Regions from separate parts of the Homo sapiens genome. Here region 2 is linked to region 1. The links are chromatin loops, found by intact Hi-C in ENCODE. Cell type or tissue: MCF 10A. All regions are shown on one strand. Links, peaks and the distances in the headings refer to the core of each region. The heading gives the core; the rest is flanking DNA.

Region 1 (8,315 bases), core at 46-8,045:
CTCCACCTGGAACAGCTCCAGGGGGTTCTCCAGAAAGACCTCCAGGTGCAGGACACAGGAGGGGCTCTGTTTGCAGATTTGTTCGCGGTCTATTTTCTCGTTCACGTACAGCACCCCTGTCTCCAGGTTGAGGTCTAAGTAAGGGGTCCTTGAGTTGGGCACCGTCTGAAACCCGCGAGCCGAAAGTTTTGTAATGTCCAGACCCAGATCTTCAGCGATATTCCCCACGAAAGTGCCATGTTCCTGCTCCTCCTGTACCGTGTAGTGAAGCTGGGAAAAGACTCCTTCCACCATCCAGAGCAAGGCAAACAATAATAGCACAATCATCTCCAAAAGGAAAGGAAGTAGCTTCCCGCAGCCAGTCAGCCACCCAATCACCTCCCCCACCACCACGAAACAAAAAAAAATCTGAAAAAATACAAATAAAAGTGCGCTACGTGGGGGCTCCTGTGGCTTTCTGTCTTTAAAAATCTTACTCCTTTTGCTTCATTTTAGAGCTTCCCGCAATCCAGCCTCATTTTTTTTTAAATCTTAGCACAGGAAGGGTGACAGGCGTCCCCTTTCCTCATCTGTAATCTTTCCACTGACTAATTAATAAAATAACAATAATACAATAGTCAGCGTCCTTTATTCCGACAGTCTTGGCGCTGGCAAATCCCAAAGAGGAAATTTCGATATTTCAAGACTGTCCTCGGTTTGTCTTCTTGCTGATGGGAGGAGAACGAGGAGGAGGAAAAAGAGGAGGAGGAGGAGGAAGAAGAAGAAGAGGAAGAGGAGAAGGAAAAGGAGATGCTGTTGGCACCGTTAAACATGCCTCTTAATGTCAACGGCTGGCAAATGCAAAAGGGCTTAAAATCAGCGATATAATTTTGTGCCGGAAAAGCACAGAACGGCTCTGCAGCTTAAAACTTTCATTCTCTTCATTTCTCCGGATGGATGTTCTTCTTGACATTTTTTTCCTCTTTCGCTCTATTTGTATTTTTTGTCTTTCAGAGTCTTGGTTCCCTCTGTCCTCATCTCCACCGTTACTTGCCTCTCTGTAAGTGTAATGAGCAGTTTCTTTTCTGCTGTTTTCTTCCCAAGCCTCTTTCCCTCTAACCTGTCTCTTTTTCCTTCCAGTCCTTCCTTCCTCCTGCTTCAGCCTCTGAGCCTGTGGTCTGGGCTGGCAGTTTCTGAGCTCCGAGCGCTCGGCTTCTCCGTTTTTGCGCAGCGCCCTCATTCTGCCAACCAATCGCCCAGGAGCACCACCCACCGAGCTGCCGATGATTGGCCAAACTGGCCGCCAAACAGACACGTCACGCGGCAGCCGGGCGGGGCGGGACAGAACTCTCGCCCGAGCGGCCGGGGTGAGTGTGAGTGTGAGAGCGAGAACAGCCCCGCAGGTCCCGAGGCGCTGGCTGGGGACAATGCCGCGGAAAGTTCCCAGTCCCCAGCCGCAGGTAATGGGGAGGGAATAGAGAGGTTCCCCTGTTTGCATCAGCAAATGCGAAAACATAATAGCAACAGCTGCGATATCCTCTCCTAGGAGCGGGATTTCCAATGATGCTAACATTCTTTTTCCTTTAAGGTATTTTCCCTAATACGCATCATGGAAATAAATCATCGAGAAGGGAAAAAGTAGCGCAGGGCCCACTAATTGGCAAGGGTTACCTAATTAAGGGACCCTAGCAGAGACTGGCAGGGCATTTTAAAAGTGAGTATTATATGGCATGTGTCAATCTAAAGGTGAGGGGGTCTGACGGGGCCGTGAGGAAAGGCGCGAAGCATACGGAGTAGGGGGTGGAGGTGACTCCTAAAAAGCGGAGGAATTCACGCTAAAGGATGTGGGGATGACAGCGCTTACAGACGGGCAGACGCGTTCGACGTGCTTCTTTCCTCCCAAAATACATATTCACAAAATACTTACCAAGTAGATTAACTCACTCGAGGACCTAGCTTCGAGCCGTGAGCGCGTTCATCAGTGACTGAGGAGTTGATTTGAGCCGCTTCCTACAAGCCCGCCATCCTAACGCCGGGCTCTGGGGCATCCGGCACACAGCACCGCCAAGCGCTGCAAAGCGCCTCTGATATCCCTGCGCCTTGTGCGGCCAAGTGCCACGCAGCGGCTGGGAACACCGGCTATTTTCTATTTTTTTTTTGGCAATTGGAGATCGATCCCTTTACCCACCATGCTAGATTAGACCACTGATTTCTGCCAATCCTGGGGTCAGCCCGCGGGATGAGGACAGTGGGGCGGCGGCGAACGCGGGCGGGGTGGTGGGCAGGGCCCGTGCACACGAGGGGCCCGAGTGTGCACCGCTGCGGGTATCTGCGAACACGTTTGCACATGCACGGTACTTGCATCCATCCTCCCTGGCCCAGGGCTTAGCTCTGTGTAAGCCCCAACGGAGCCTCCCCGAGTTCCGAAGGACGCGCTTGACCAGCTGTGAGTGCCCCTTCCGGAGGCGCAGGGGCAACGCGGCACATCCACATAGCTAGTTCTTGTGAAGTTAAAACACAGCGCGAACTCTTTAATGCTGGAGAGTGGATAGAATGCCAGTTCTCTAAGGAAAGATCTATAAATATATATTTTTAATTAATGGGCCACTAGCAAGGAATTGGTTGTTTATTCACGAAAGAAGCCCCTATTCAATCTCCTTTTTATGCAAAGAGATAGGAAGGTCCTTTGCTGCTTTCTGGTAATGAATGACCCAAGAATACACCACCACAACCTGCGGGAAAAGTAGAGTCGTTTTCCGACCTGGAGATACGTTGCCATTTCCTCCTGGCAAGGAGTTAAGGAGGGCTAGTGTCCATGGGCGTGATAGTAGCCTGAGACGTGCTTCTGAGAGTCCCGCGAATGCACGTCTACTGCCCTGATTTCCGCGCCCCAACTCCCCGCAACGCCGGGTCCCCCCGGCCCCCGCACTTGGCTCTTTCATGAAGATGGGTCCTGCCTTTGAGCGCTTAGAAGGAAAGGATTCCAGCAAAAATGGCTAATCCTTTTCCAGCTGCAGTAAATTGAAGACTGGCCAAAGCCAAGCGAAAACCGCTGCAGTTAAAATGATTTTAGCATCACGTCTGCGGCTGAGAATGGAGCGGCAGTGTATAAAGGGACCTGTGGATCAATGAAAAGGAGATTATAGTGTATCTGAATATTAATACGGTATTGCATCTGTACTTCCACCCCTCCCCCCTTTCTTTTTCTTCAGATCTGCAGAATTGAAATGAAATGTTTTGAGCTCTTCAAGCTGACTCGTCAGAATCCTGGAGCCTTTTAAAAAATGACGGTAATTTTCTAATGCGTTCATTTGTACGTATGGAAACACTTGTGTGTGTGCGCGCGAGTGCGCGCGTGTTTGCATGTGGGAGACATGCAGCTGAATGACAATGCAGATCCAGAAACTGGGGAAGAGGGTTTCTACCCCTGAAATGTAGATGAAGTTTGAGCTGACTTGGGGCATATGCTGAAAGCCAGAGAGCTTCCAGAGGTGGAGATGAGATGGCCAGATTTGCCTGTAAATAATCACTACATCCACTGTAACACTTGAGCTGCTTTTATTTTTTTTTATTTTTTATTTTTATTTTTGGTAGCAGATGTGTTTGAATGGAACTCTCTCCGCAAACGTGGGTTACAGGCGTCTCCTAGCGGCGAAATCAGCATAGGGCAGGCCAGAGAATTTTGCTTTGGAGAGCTCGCCTTTTGGGGGCTCTACAAGATTTCTTGGGTCATAGGGGTCTGTGTCCGCACCAGCGTCGCTGAGCCCAGGCCCCCTAGAGGTCTCGCCTCTCCGACTTCTAGTCTTTGTGGCGCCAGCCAGGGACCGGCGGAGTGACGGTAGGGTCTTCTTCCCGGCCGAACAGAACAGAGCCTGGTCCTCCGCCTCCCGCTAGATAGCTCCAGCCAAGGGCAATTCCAAGAGCATTTTGTTTGGAGCCAAGATCAGATAGTGGCATTAATAGCCTTCTATGCCCCTTTACCCTAGAGCCTTTAAAACAACCATGCCCCGTCACCCACAAAACAAAACAACACTTTAAATTTGCCTTTTAAAATGCCTCTAAAATGTAACAGGTTTACTTTTTCCCTTGCTGTGTCAATCAAACAGATCCCTGCCTTTCGTTTTTCTTTTTCATTCTTACTCCCGTGGACCCCAGAATTTAGTGAGATGAGGTTTGTATATACGGCAGCCTCAGTAATGAGGCTGACTACCTCTTTGAAGTGTAGAGCATCATGTATATTCTGTGTTCCTCAATCCCCCCGTTACTGGAGCGGAAAAGGAGAAGGAAATATTTTGTACGTAATCCCTTCTTCACCCTCCCCCGTCCACCCCCTAGGAGCGCAAACTGTTTGAGCCAGGACAAACTGCACCCTAAGAAACAGAGGAATAGTTTTATTATTTGGAGGGAGGTTATCAAAATCAGTTTTCATAAAAGTCCTGGTTTATATATTAGAGTGATAGTGCACATTTTTTATTTCATTGGGCTTTAAGTGCAGCAGAAACAGGGGGGCGCTAAGGATCCCACAAGTGTGTTTTACAAACTTTGAAACTGGGTTAAGGGATTGCTTTCTTCTCTGCCCTTTGCTGCAAAGGGTGGGGCAGAAACAAGTTTGTTAACCAGCCTTTGGATAAATGAGTGTTTGCAGTGATTTAACATGACTTGAAAGCAATTTGTTTCTAAATCCTCTTATTATTGCTATGTGCCCAGAGCTTTGAGGGAAGTTTTTTTTTTTTTTTTTTTTAGAATTGGAAGGAAAAATTACTTTATCAATAACCAGGCTCCACCAGGATTGACCTAGATGGTTGTTCCTGGCACTTGTCATTCTCAGCAAGCACAGCTCAGAGAACAAATACAAAAGACCCAAAGTGCATTGCATCTTTTATGGGTAAGCATGAAATAGGTTTATTTGTGGTAGTGTAATCTAACTTAAGAGGTGGGAAGACAAGGCTTTGGAACCAATGCCACAAACATTGTGTTAGTTTTTGTTCATCTATAGTAAAAAGTGAATGCTGACTGGAATTTCTGGGAAAGATTTATAGCATATGCAATTTTAAGTATTCAGGTAACTCTTTAGTTACTGTGTTTTAATCCTTCAAGCCCATCAGAGAACAAACCAATCCTTGTTCTTGGGATTGAAAATACTAGATATCCCATCAAGCACCATTATCTTGATATTGAAAGTAGAAATGTGCTTCTCCATTTTGTTTAACCTAGTTAATATTGGGGTGGCTTCACATTTCAGTGCCTTTTCAGTTATCAAGCAGGGACAACATTTTGTTAAACTCTAAACAGTGAATTAAAAGCACTGAATGAGCTGAAGCAGCCCTCTAATGCAAAATGACAAATTGCACTTAAGCAATACATGAACAAAAAATGATTTATGGATTTTTACAATGGTCTGAGCAAATGAAAGCAACATGAATTATACATCCTAATGCTCACAATATCATTTTCTAATAATACTGTTTCAGTTCAGATACTATACTCTGCTCCTTTCTGTAAGAGAAATTGATCAATAAGAGGTCCAGGAATGTTTTTAAATTGGGCACTGGTTTGTGATACTGATTCCAAAGTGTGTGTGTGTGTGTGTGTGTGTGTGTATACATATGCATATATATATGTGTGTGTGTGCATATATTTTCTTTTGGTTTTGGGGAGGTGGGTTGATGACAGACATTGAACATGCATTCTTGTCAGATTCTTCACGTATTGTGTCTTTTGGTAGTAAATAGTCCTTTGAAAACTTTTGTTTGTTCCATACTATCTTTCAGAATGCAGATAAATGGATTTCAATCAAAATGACAGTCTTTATTGCCTTATGACTTCTTTTTCTAAAAATTAAAATGTATTACCTCATCTTACCCTTTTCTTCCGTTGCTTTGGATATTAAAATATCTTATTTCTCCAAAATGTCTCTTAACCTCTTCATATTTGTTTTATCCTCTCTTTTTCAGATCATTGTTTTATTCTTTAGAGCATTAGAAACATACCTGGGCTAGTAAAAAGGTCATGGCACCTTAGTTTTGTAGCCTTAGTAGACAAAATACACACTATGGGTTGTCTTAAATTACAGAAAAAAAAATCAGTCAAATAAAATTTTATGTGCTGTTTGTGTTTTGAGTCTGAAAAATACAAAAATCTAGTTTCCTTTGTGTTATGATGATTGACTACTCCTAGCATTTTTATTTAACCGTTTGTGGTTTGTATAAGTGGTTATTTTTTGGGAGGTATGTAGAATTTTAAGCGAGGGTGGTGTCTGTGCTGTGTTGCATCCTCAACCACAGGAAACTGCTTAATCACCCAGAGGCCTCTAAAGTCACATTATTAGGCTTAATCTTAATTATCCAGGTTTATTTAAAAAAAGAGAAAACAACATTGAATCCCCGTTTCTGCTTTTGACAGCATTAATAACTACTTTTACTGAAAGATTACTGAAATCAATGATGTGATTAGGATTGTAAATAAGAACTAAAAGACATCACATTTAAAAAGCCAGCTGCTTTGCTTAACAGGGAGATGTGTGGGTTTTACTGACATGGCCCAGAGACAGAAAATGAAGCTTCAAATATAGAGGTCTATACAGAACAATTTCAAAAATTAATTGCAAGTCCTGATCAAGTTCATATGAGTAAGAGAGAAGTTGTCTAGAAAGAGCTCTTTTTTTTCCTTACCCAATGTTTTTACTTTTTATTTGATAGTGATACAAAACCTGCATAGTTTTAGTGTTTGCCTGGGAAGTGTAAACTATTTTCTTAAAAGGAAACCCCTTGATTTTTAAAATACAGAATAAGATTATTCTGTATAATAAGAATAAGAACCCAAATTGTGATTAGGGTTGCAAGTCATAGAGCTATATTCTTATTCTTATAATAAGATAAGAACCCAAATCGTGATTAGGGTTGCAAGTCATAGAGCTATATTCTGAAGAGTTTTAAAACATTATTGGGGACAGACATTATCAGAATAATATAAAACACAGCTTGAGAATTACATTAATAATTAGAATTACATTAGAATTAAAATAGTAAATCAGAACAAACAGTAAAACAGATACTTCAATTTAAAAAAAAAGTATTTCTCTCAGTTTCACTGCCTGCTTAGTATAACTCTTTGTATAAGAAACATGATTTCCATGATATCTTATTTAAACGGGCTTGGCAAATGCTGTACTTTATCCTCTATTTTATTGCAATTTCATCTATTCTTTTTAGGTGAAAGTTACTAATGGTTTTTAAACAGCTTAATATTTACCTAGAATTGTTATGTAAATTATATTTGGTATTCTCCATCTATATAGGTTTTATTATCCTAACATTATAATTAATGTTATAAGGATGTTCAGAGTTTAAGTAACTCACTACATTATTACAGAATTCAAATCCAGATCTTTTGCTGCCCATATACAGGCTCATTTTATTACCCCATGGGCTTTCTTCAGTCTAACTGAATTGAATTTACTTAGGAGGTAAAACAAACAAAAATCTCAAATTAACTTAGAAATGGAGTTAATCCAGATTTTTGACTGACAGAAATGCTGATTTTATCCTAGTCAAATTGGCTAGTACTTTACTGAGTTGAGTGATGGAGGAATTCATAAATATGTTTGAGGGTTTTCTTCTTTAGGGATTTTTATCAGTGAAACAAAGCTTGAATATGTTTTCTTACAAGAAAGCAATATTATAAGCAGTCATCTTTTTCTCATGCAGAAGTGCCCAATGTGGAAATCATAGATTTCAAGGAAGGAACAAGAAAATTGATGAAACAAGTTCAAAAGAAAGGTACCTGTGCCTCATCATTCCTAAAGAACACTGATCAATGATCCCAGAAGTATGCCATGTTCTCTTAATTCATCAGAGACTGAAAGCAAAGGAAAATCAAGAAATGTACACAGTTTACACGGTGCAAATATTGGTGTTTATTTTGTAAACATTTCTGAAGCAGTCTTTAAAAAGGGAAATGTGTTTTTGTTAAATGAATTTCAAGTATCACTTCATGCTAATTTCGTCCTCAATGTTGCTTAAAAATGGTTTTAATTATAAAGTTTTGAAAATTAAAAAATTAAATTTATTCATGCCAGAAGAAAAATGGACAGGAACTTAAAAATACCTTTAAATTTTGAAAGACATAATCAAATGAAGATGATTGTGGCATCGTATTTACTACTATAAGTAAAATTTATATGAATATTTTGGTATAAGAACTGACAGAAGAAAAACATGTTTATTTTAGAAGTGAACTCAGTAATTCAGAAGATACATAATGGGCTCTATAGGGTAGGTTATACCTCTTTTTTACTCATTTCTGAAGGTACCCGACTATGACAGGAGATGATATGG
Region 2 (8,315 bases), core at 220-8,219, 1.8 Mb before region 1:
CCCTCCTTACTTGAAAACTTAGAGGCCATTGTAAGGTTATTAATTGGCCTAGTGTCAATATTGTTGTGTCTCAGGGAAGAGGGAGGCCTAAGGAGAGGAAGAGAGAAGGGGAAATGGCTGGTCAGTGAAGCTATCAAATACAGACAATATTTATCAATTAAGTTCACTGTCTTACATGGGTGTTTGAGGTTTGTGGTGCCCCCAAACAATTATTACAGTGACATAAAGCATCAGTGATCCAAGATTACCATAACAGATATAAAATCGTGAAAAAAGTTTGAAATATTGTGAGAATTACCGAAGTGTGACAGAGAGACACGAAGTGATACTATACTATTGGAAATGTAGCACTAATACACTAGCTTGATGCAATGTTACCGCAAACCTTCTTAAAAATCTAAAATCTGTAAAGCATAATTAAGTAAAGTGCAATGAAACAAGATATGTCTATGTCATATTTTTTAATTAATTCATTCATTCATTGATGGACACAGGTTGATTCTGTATCTTGGCTATTGTGAATAATGCTTCAATCAACATATGGGGGCAGATATGCTTTTGACATACTGACTTGCTTTCCTTTAGGTATACACTGAGTAATGGGATTGCTGGGTTACATGGTAATTCTATTTTTAAGTTTAGAGGAACCTCCGTAACTGTTTTCCATAATGAGTATACTAATTTACATTTCCACCAACAGTGTGCAAGCATTTCCTTTACTTTACATCCACGCTATCATTGTAATCTTTTGTCTTTGTTGTAATAGCCATCCTCACAGAAGTGAGGTAATATGTCATCACAGTATAATTTGCATTTCCCTAATAATTAGTGATGTTAAGGATTTTTTTTCATATATCTGTTGTTCATTTGTATATTTTCTTTGGAGAGATGTCTATTTAAGTCCTCTGCCCATTTTTTAGTTGGGTTATTTGTATTCTTGCCATTGAATAGTTTGAATTCTTTATAAATTTTAGGTATTATCCCATTATCAGATGCATAGCTCGCAAATATTTTCTTCCTCAAGAAAATGTTTTCAAACCTCAAGAGTGTTTCCTCACTCTTGATATTTTCTGTTGCTGTGCAGAACATTTTTAGTTTGATGTAATCCCATTTGTCTATAGTTGTTTTTGTTGCCTGCAATTTGAAGTTATATCCAAAAAAAAGTTGTCAAGACCAATTTCATGAAGCTTTTCCTCTGTGTTTTATTCTAGTAATTTCATAGTTTCGAGTCTTACATTTAAGTCTTCAATGCATTTTGAGTTAATTTTTGTATTTTTTCGTGAAATAAGGGCCTAATTTCACTCTTCTGCATGCAGGCATCCCGTTTCCCACCACCATTTGTTGAAAAGACTGTCCTGTCCCCATTGTGTGTGCTTAGCACTTTGATAAAAAATCAGATGGCTATTAAGGTGTGGATTTTCTGGGCTCTCTATTCTGTTTCATTGGTCTATGTGTCTTGTTTTATGCTAGTATTACACTTTTTTGTTTGCTATATTGTAGTATATTTTGAAGTCAGGTAATGCAACGCCTTCAGCTTTGTTCTCCTTGTTCAACATTGCTTTAGCTATTCAGAGACTTTTGTGGTTCTAAACAAATTTTAGGATTATTTTTTCTATTTCTGTAAAGAATGACAGTAATATTTTGACAGGGATAGCATTGAACCTGTGTATCACTTTAGGTGGTATGGACATTTTAACAAGTTTAATTCTTCCAAACCATATATATGGGATATCTTTACATTTATTTGTGTCTTGTTTAGTTTCTTTAACCACTGTTCTATAGTTTTCAGTGTAGAGATTTTTCACCTCCTCGTTTAAATTTATTTCTAATTATTATATCTTTTTTTAGCCATAGTAAATGAAACTGTTTTCTTGATTGCTTTTTCATATTGCTCACCATTAGTGTATGAAATGCTACTGATTTTTTGTATTGATTTTGTATTCTGTAAGTTTACTGATTTCATTTATTAGTTTTAACAGTTTTTTGGTGGAGTCTTTAGGATTTTTATATCTAAGATTTTGTTATCTACAAACAGGGACAGTTTACCTTTTTTTCGCAATTTGGATGTCTTTTCTTTCTTCCTCTTGCCTAATTGCTATAGCTAGAACTTCCAGTACTGGGTTAAATAGAAGTGGCTAGCTTGGCCATTGTTGTCTTGTTCTCAATCTTAGATGGAAAGCTTTCAATTTTTCTCCATTGAGTATGGTGTTAGCTGTGGGTTTGTCATATACAGTCCTTATTATATTGAGATGCATCTCTTCTGTAATTAATTTGCTAAGAGGTTTTTTTAATTATGAAAGGATGTGACATTTTGTATAATGCTGTTTCTACACCTATTGAAATAATCATATGGTGTTTCTTCTTTATTATGTTAATGTGATGTATGAGATTAGTTGACTTGCGTATGGAGTCATCCTTGCATCCTTGGAATGAATCCCACCTTATCATGGTAAATGATCTTTTAAATATTCCATAATATTTGGTCGGAAAATATTTTGTTGAAGATTTTTGCACTTAAGTTCACCAGGGATATTGGCCTATAGTTTTCTTCTTTTGTAGTGTCCATGTCTGAGTTTGGTGTCAGGATAATACTGGCCTTGTAAAATAAATGTGGAAATATTCCCTCCTCTCTAATTTTTTGGAAAAGTTTGAGAAGAATTAGTATTAGTTCTTCTTTAAATGTCTGGTAGAATTCAAAAGTGAAGTTATCATGTCCTGAGAATTTCTCTGATGAGAGACTTTTTATTACTAATTATAATCTCCTTATTCATTATTGGTCTGTTCAGATTTTCTATTTCTGCATAATTCAATGTTGGTAGATTATATACGTCAAAAAATTTATCCATTTCTTCTAGGTTATCCAATTTGTTGGCATATATTTATTCATAATAGTTTCTTGTAATCCTTTGTATTTCTGTGGTATCAGTTGGAGTGTCACCCTTTTAATTTCTGATTTTATTTGAGTCTTTATTTTGAGTTTATTTAGATGAGGGGCTTATCTTGGGCCTGTTTCATAAGTGCACTTATTCCATTCATGTGGGCTCCCTTTCTATGACCTAATCACCCCCGCGCCCCAAAGCCTTCATGTCCTAAAACTATCACCATGGGAGTTAGGATTTTAACATATGAATGCAGGGCTCGGGGGTAGGGGGAGACACACATTCACACCATAGCAATGCCCAGGTCTTAATCCCCAGACCCTGTGAATATGTTCAGGTCCTGGCATGATGAGCTTAAGTTGCTAGTCACCTGATTGTTTTTAAAAAAAGGCATTAACCTGAATTATCAGAATAGAAGCAATGTAATCACAAGGGTCCTTAAAATGGTAGTAGTATGTGGAGGAGAGAATAAGAAGGAGACATATGAGAGAAAAATACAGAGAAATGCAAATTTGGTGGTTTTAAACATGGAGGAAATAGTCCATGACCTAAGGAATGTGGACATTCTCCAGAAGCTAAAAAGGCAGAGAAACATTCTCCCTAAGAGCTACCAGAAAGAAGTAAAAACCCTTCTGAGACCTTGATTCTATCCCAGAATGACACATGTCAGACAACCGACCTGCTGAACTGTAAAATAATGAATTTGCATTCTTTTAGGCCACTAAAAGTGTTGTGATTTCTTGCAGTAGCAATGGGAAAGTAATATAAATTAATCTAATTGTTCATTCTGTTTGCTTTTAAAATGAAACAAATATTCACAGGGCACCTTGAGCTAAGTTCTTGAGGTGATATCACTATTTACATATTTGCATAGGATAGCATTTATCTAAGATATAGTAAGGGATATTCCAAATAAATTGTTGTTACAATAGAAATGGGTATCCAGGTTGGGCCAGAAGGGGGTGCTCATGTATAGAGCAACACTGCCACTGCCTCATCCATCATCAGACTGAGAGTAGGGCGCAATTTATTGGATTATCAATCCTGTGAATACATGCACATTCGATGAAAAATCCAGAACCTATGACTGAAACTGTGACAATCAGAAGACTCAATATTTTGTATTTATTCTGGGCTATTTATTCCATATATGAATAAGTAATTTTTGAAGAAAAACAACTTCAAGTAAACATTCATTTCTTGCTCTGAAAATATGAACAATATAGTTCATAGTATTTAACATAGTGTCTACATTTCTATTATACAAAGTTTTGAGGTAGAAGACAAAAATGTATTTCTTTGCTACAAAGTTTGGGTAGAATTATCGATATTTACGGTGTGATTATACATCATAGAAATATTTTATTATCGTTACCAGAATTGGTTGTCAAATAAGTTGGCCACCTTGGTGATGTCCTCTTTATTTTATGATCATGTAGTCATGACTTAAAACATTTTGAACTTTTGTGTTGGACTTGCTTTAAACAATAATTGATGAATATTCCCAGAATATTAGGCTTACTGATTTTTATTTATATCTGCGGCTCTATCTTGCTGCTATCTTCAGTTTTATATTTACTCATTATGGTAGTGGCTTGGCTTTAATATCACGTTGTTGATGGAACTTTTATTTCAAAAATTAAATATACGTACATTAAAATCTTGCCCTGATTGAGGATGTTTAAATCATCAATAAATAGTGGTTGCATGAAGCAATACAAACAGAAAATTTTCATTCACACACCCATATACACACCCAAAGGTGAAGAATTCTGCTATACATGGAATAAATGCCATTCTTCCCTGCCAGAAGCTTACCTTCATGCCTGCCACTGTCTCCGTATACTATACGTGTGAGGCTGCGTAAACCACATCAAAGGCCTAAATCTAAAGCAGCCCCAGGGTGAAGTAAATGAATGGGTTTGTTTGTCTCTTGTTTTTGTCACTGATTTAACATTGTTCGGTGATTCCCGTAAAATAAGAAATATCTTTGTTTCTTATAACCGATTCTCTGAGTTACACCCATGTTTTAGTAATCCATTATTGATTTCTCTCCCATTTTAGTTTGTCCATCTTGTCCCATAGTCAATCATTCTATTTGTCTGGGGCAAAGTTGTTGCCTTTTTAAAACGTGGTCCTCCTACTTAATGAAGCCTTGTCCTTTCGTTGTCACCCATTCATATAGGTTTACGTAACCCACAGCTACAAGACGCTTTCAATACTTTATCATCATTCTGGAAAATTCCTGGTAGCCTAGGAACCTGGAACCTAGTAACCTTTGATGTTGATTGCATGCTGCTCTAGCCTACCTTGTATTCTCTGTTGCTAAGATCTTCCCTTCCAAAAAGAACAGATTTATTGAATAGATCCATCCAAGTTTCAGATTGGCTTCTCTCTAAATTGAATCCCAAAGTTACTATTTATTAGATAATTCAGCATTTATTGGTTGTGTTTATACTTCTTAAACAACAAAGCATGCACAAATATTATCTGTAGCTATTTAAAATAGATGATATGGAGGCTAAGTAGAAATGGGCTATTTATAGATAACAGAGCTATTTGCAAAGAATTGTATCAGCTTCTTGAAAATCATCAGGGCGTTGTCTAATATTTAGATAAGCAGAAAAACAAGTGAATGCTCAATCAAATCTAGTTTTGTTATGTGTCAGGCACCGGGAATCTTTTTTAATGAATTAATAATTCTTAGAATATCTCCTACATCCATACTAATAGGCTGCATTTTTTCATTTGTCCTGCTTATCACAAGTGTGGCTAACTTCATATTTGTTTCAATGATGGAATTCTTTCAGAGTGTTTTGGCCTTTTAGTCAATTTGGTATGCTTTTTACTGTTTTGCCACAGTTAGAAAGGATTGATCAGTTACTATATAAGTCTCCTACATACTAGAAGGCTACTTTATATATCTGGGTCAAGACACTTCATAAATAGCTGAACACATGTTTTATTGGTTTAATATTGCAGGTGGTTATATCACTTTCATAGAAGAGCTTTTACTTTCTTTAATTTCAATGCAGAATCTGGCAAGTGAACTGATAATCAATCACATTTGTTCTGTGCTTTTTAAAAGCTTAAATGCTTCACTGTGAAAAGCTGCTACTGAGAAGACAGTGGGGTTTCAGAAGGATTTTTATTAGACAGGCCCTATGCTAGCTTAAAAATGATTTAATTTTCAATGTGCATATAGCACAGATATTACCATTGCAGAAGAACTTATGGGGTATAAAATATCAATTTACATTTTTTCAAGATCCAATCATTTTAAATAGATGTTGTGTCTGTGGGCAATTTCACATGGGAGATAGGAAATGGAATGATAAAACAACAAGCAGGTGCAGCAAGTGAATTCATCTTTACTGGATATCTGAAATCATGAAATTCAAGTAGCATTTACTGTTCTCTTTTATTTCTACAGCTGCAAGTTGTAATGGAAAGCGCACCTCTCTGGAACTCGGGAGTCTTGGATCCTACACATGGTTCTATGCATAAATAGAAATGAAATTAGCTTCCTGGATACTAAGCTAGTATTAATCAGGTGATTCTAATTAAAATCACTCTGCTAGCTAAACACTATTCAGCAAGATTTTGGTTACCCCAAGAACATTCTGAGACAATTGTATCTATAATTGATAAGACTTGACAATAATCTTTCTTCCTGAAGTGTGTTGTTAACTTTTTGGTTGACTCTTAGCAAAGTACATAGCATATAGTAGGCATTCAATAAATGTTCATTCATTTTTTGCATATTTTCAAATGTTATTTTTTGCCATCCATGTTTGTTTTAAGGGGTGGGCAGTTAATCTACGTTGCCATTCATGAATTTCTTCTCAAATATCTCCTGCCTCTTTTATTTCTCCATGGAGTGAAGGATGAGAGGTATGATGTGTAGGGGGTGTTTCTTAGCTGTGTTTCAACAAGCTCATTATTATGATACTGAGACATAATTAAGATTGATAATATTTACTTAATGTTAATTTTCCTATAAGAATTGCAAGTGAAACATTATCTTATTTTAAGCCTCAAAATAGCTTTGGGATATAGATACTATTATTACTATAAATGAGGAACTGAACTGAGAGGGTCTAAGTGGTTTCATCAAGTTCACACAGTCAGTAATTGGTGGAACCTAGATTCAAATGATTGTTTTTGTCCATCTCCAATGTATTTTAATGCAAGCACTTCAGTAATGAATTATAAATTAGAACTGGCAAGACTCATTTTCACTCTCAAGATTTTTATAAACCCAATAGAATTACTCCTCAATAAAAATGTGTTAATCTTTGAAAGAAGATTTATTTTGATAAAAAGCCAAAATATCAGTTAATTGTATCTATTAAATATATAAGCTATTTTATGAACTTGCTAATTGAATCTAAGTTCGCATTTATGTCTCTACTTAACATCTGGAAAAGATACCTGTCTCTCTTAGGCATATAAAGAAATTTGAAATACTGAAATTATCTGCTTATAGAAACACTGAATCATTTACTGACAACTTCCCACATTAGCAATGTAAGATTTAAAACACCTGAAAAAGTTGTTAAAAAAAATGATCTCTGAAGATTTAGATATATGTTCGATGAGTCATATGTCAGAAATGAGTTGATTATTCATTTATTGACTCTCTTCCTACTGAGATATATGCAGATACACAAAACAGACTGTTAAAAACAGGCAAGCAGACAAACACATAGAAAACCAAATCATTAAAGTTATGATCCATTAATTACACTTCACATCAAACAGATATATTATTTTCAGAATGCTTAGGACTGAGTGTTCTTGAAGAATAAAACGTTTCAGACTAAAGAATTGAAAGCAACAGAGCTAGATGACATAAGGCTAAACTGTGGGGAATTTTTAAATGTTACAGGAGAAGTTATTTAGAAGCAGAACTGGGCACAAGCAACACTAACTACATAGTTCTCAACACTGCCTGTGTGTTGCAGTCACTTTGGGAGCCTTTAAAAATAGGGATGCTAAGACTCTACCCTTAAAAATGTCAATTTTCTTGGCTTGGTTCCAGATCATTTAAAATTGTTACCATCTAGTTGATTCAAATGTTCAGCCAAAGTCAAAAACGATTTCATTTATATATGGCTTCATTAAAAACAATCCCCAAATTTATTGACCTAAGAATAATTTATTCCTTTTCAAATAAGTTCACCTCATAGCTGTTCTGCTCTACTTGGTATTGGCTGAAGTCACCCACTTGGTTGAATTCAGCAGGCAGAATAGGCTGAGCTGGAGGGTCCAAGAAGGCTTCACGCTCATAGCTGGGTCTCGAGGGCTTTGTACCTGGCCTTTCTCTCTCTGTGAGATGCCTCGTTACTTATGAACTCTGACCATGTGATGGCTGTAGTATGTAGTATGTAGTATTGTACTATGATGGCTGCATCTCCTGAAGAGGAAGGAAGT

The links. Peaks named below come from ENCODE experiments on the same cell type or tissue, not always from the same donor. Only the 100,000 strongest peaks of a DNase experiment are listed, where the experiment ranks them.
Region 2: a loop joins it to region 1, with 20 times the contacts of the local background. A loop is called at or near these places in 4 of 110 quality-filtered maps.

What each region holds. Positions count from the first base shown.
Region 1 is chr4:133,142,153-133,150,467 of GRCh38, reverse strand. It overlaps PCDH10 (protocadherin 10), which reads right to left and starts at 1,174. Exons shown (of 5, transcript NM_032961.3): 1 at 1-1,174. The coding sequence starts at 327. PCDH10-DT (PCDH10 divergent transcript) reads left to right here and starts at 1,352. Exons shown (of 9, transcript NR_125885.1): 1 at 1,352-1,439; 2 at 3,192-3,269; 3 at 4,723-4,864; 4 at 7,686-7,757. RefSeq lists a silencer at 1,121-1,260 and an enhancer at 1,371-1,430. In MCF 10A, for the core only: a CTCF peak has its summit at 3,626; a DNase peak (open chromatin) is centred at 3,617.
Region 2 is chr4:134,931,038-134,939,352 of GRCh38, reverse strand. It overlaps LOC105377438 (a long non-coding RNA gene), which reads left to right. Exons shown (of 3, transcript NR_188430.1): 3 at 6,313-6,642. LOC105377437 (a long non-coding RNA gene) reads right to left here and starts at 5,091. Exons shown (of 4, transcript XR_939216.1): 1 at 4,698-5,091. In MCF 10A, for the core only: a CTCF peak has its summit at 3,872 (motif pointing right); no DNase peak of the experiment used is centred there.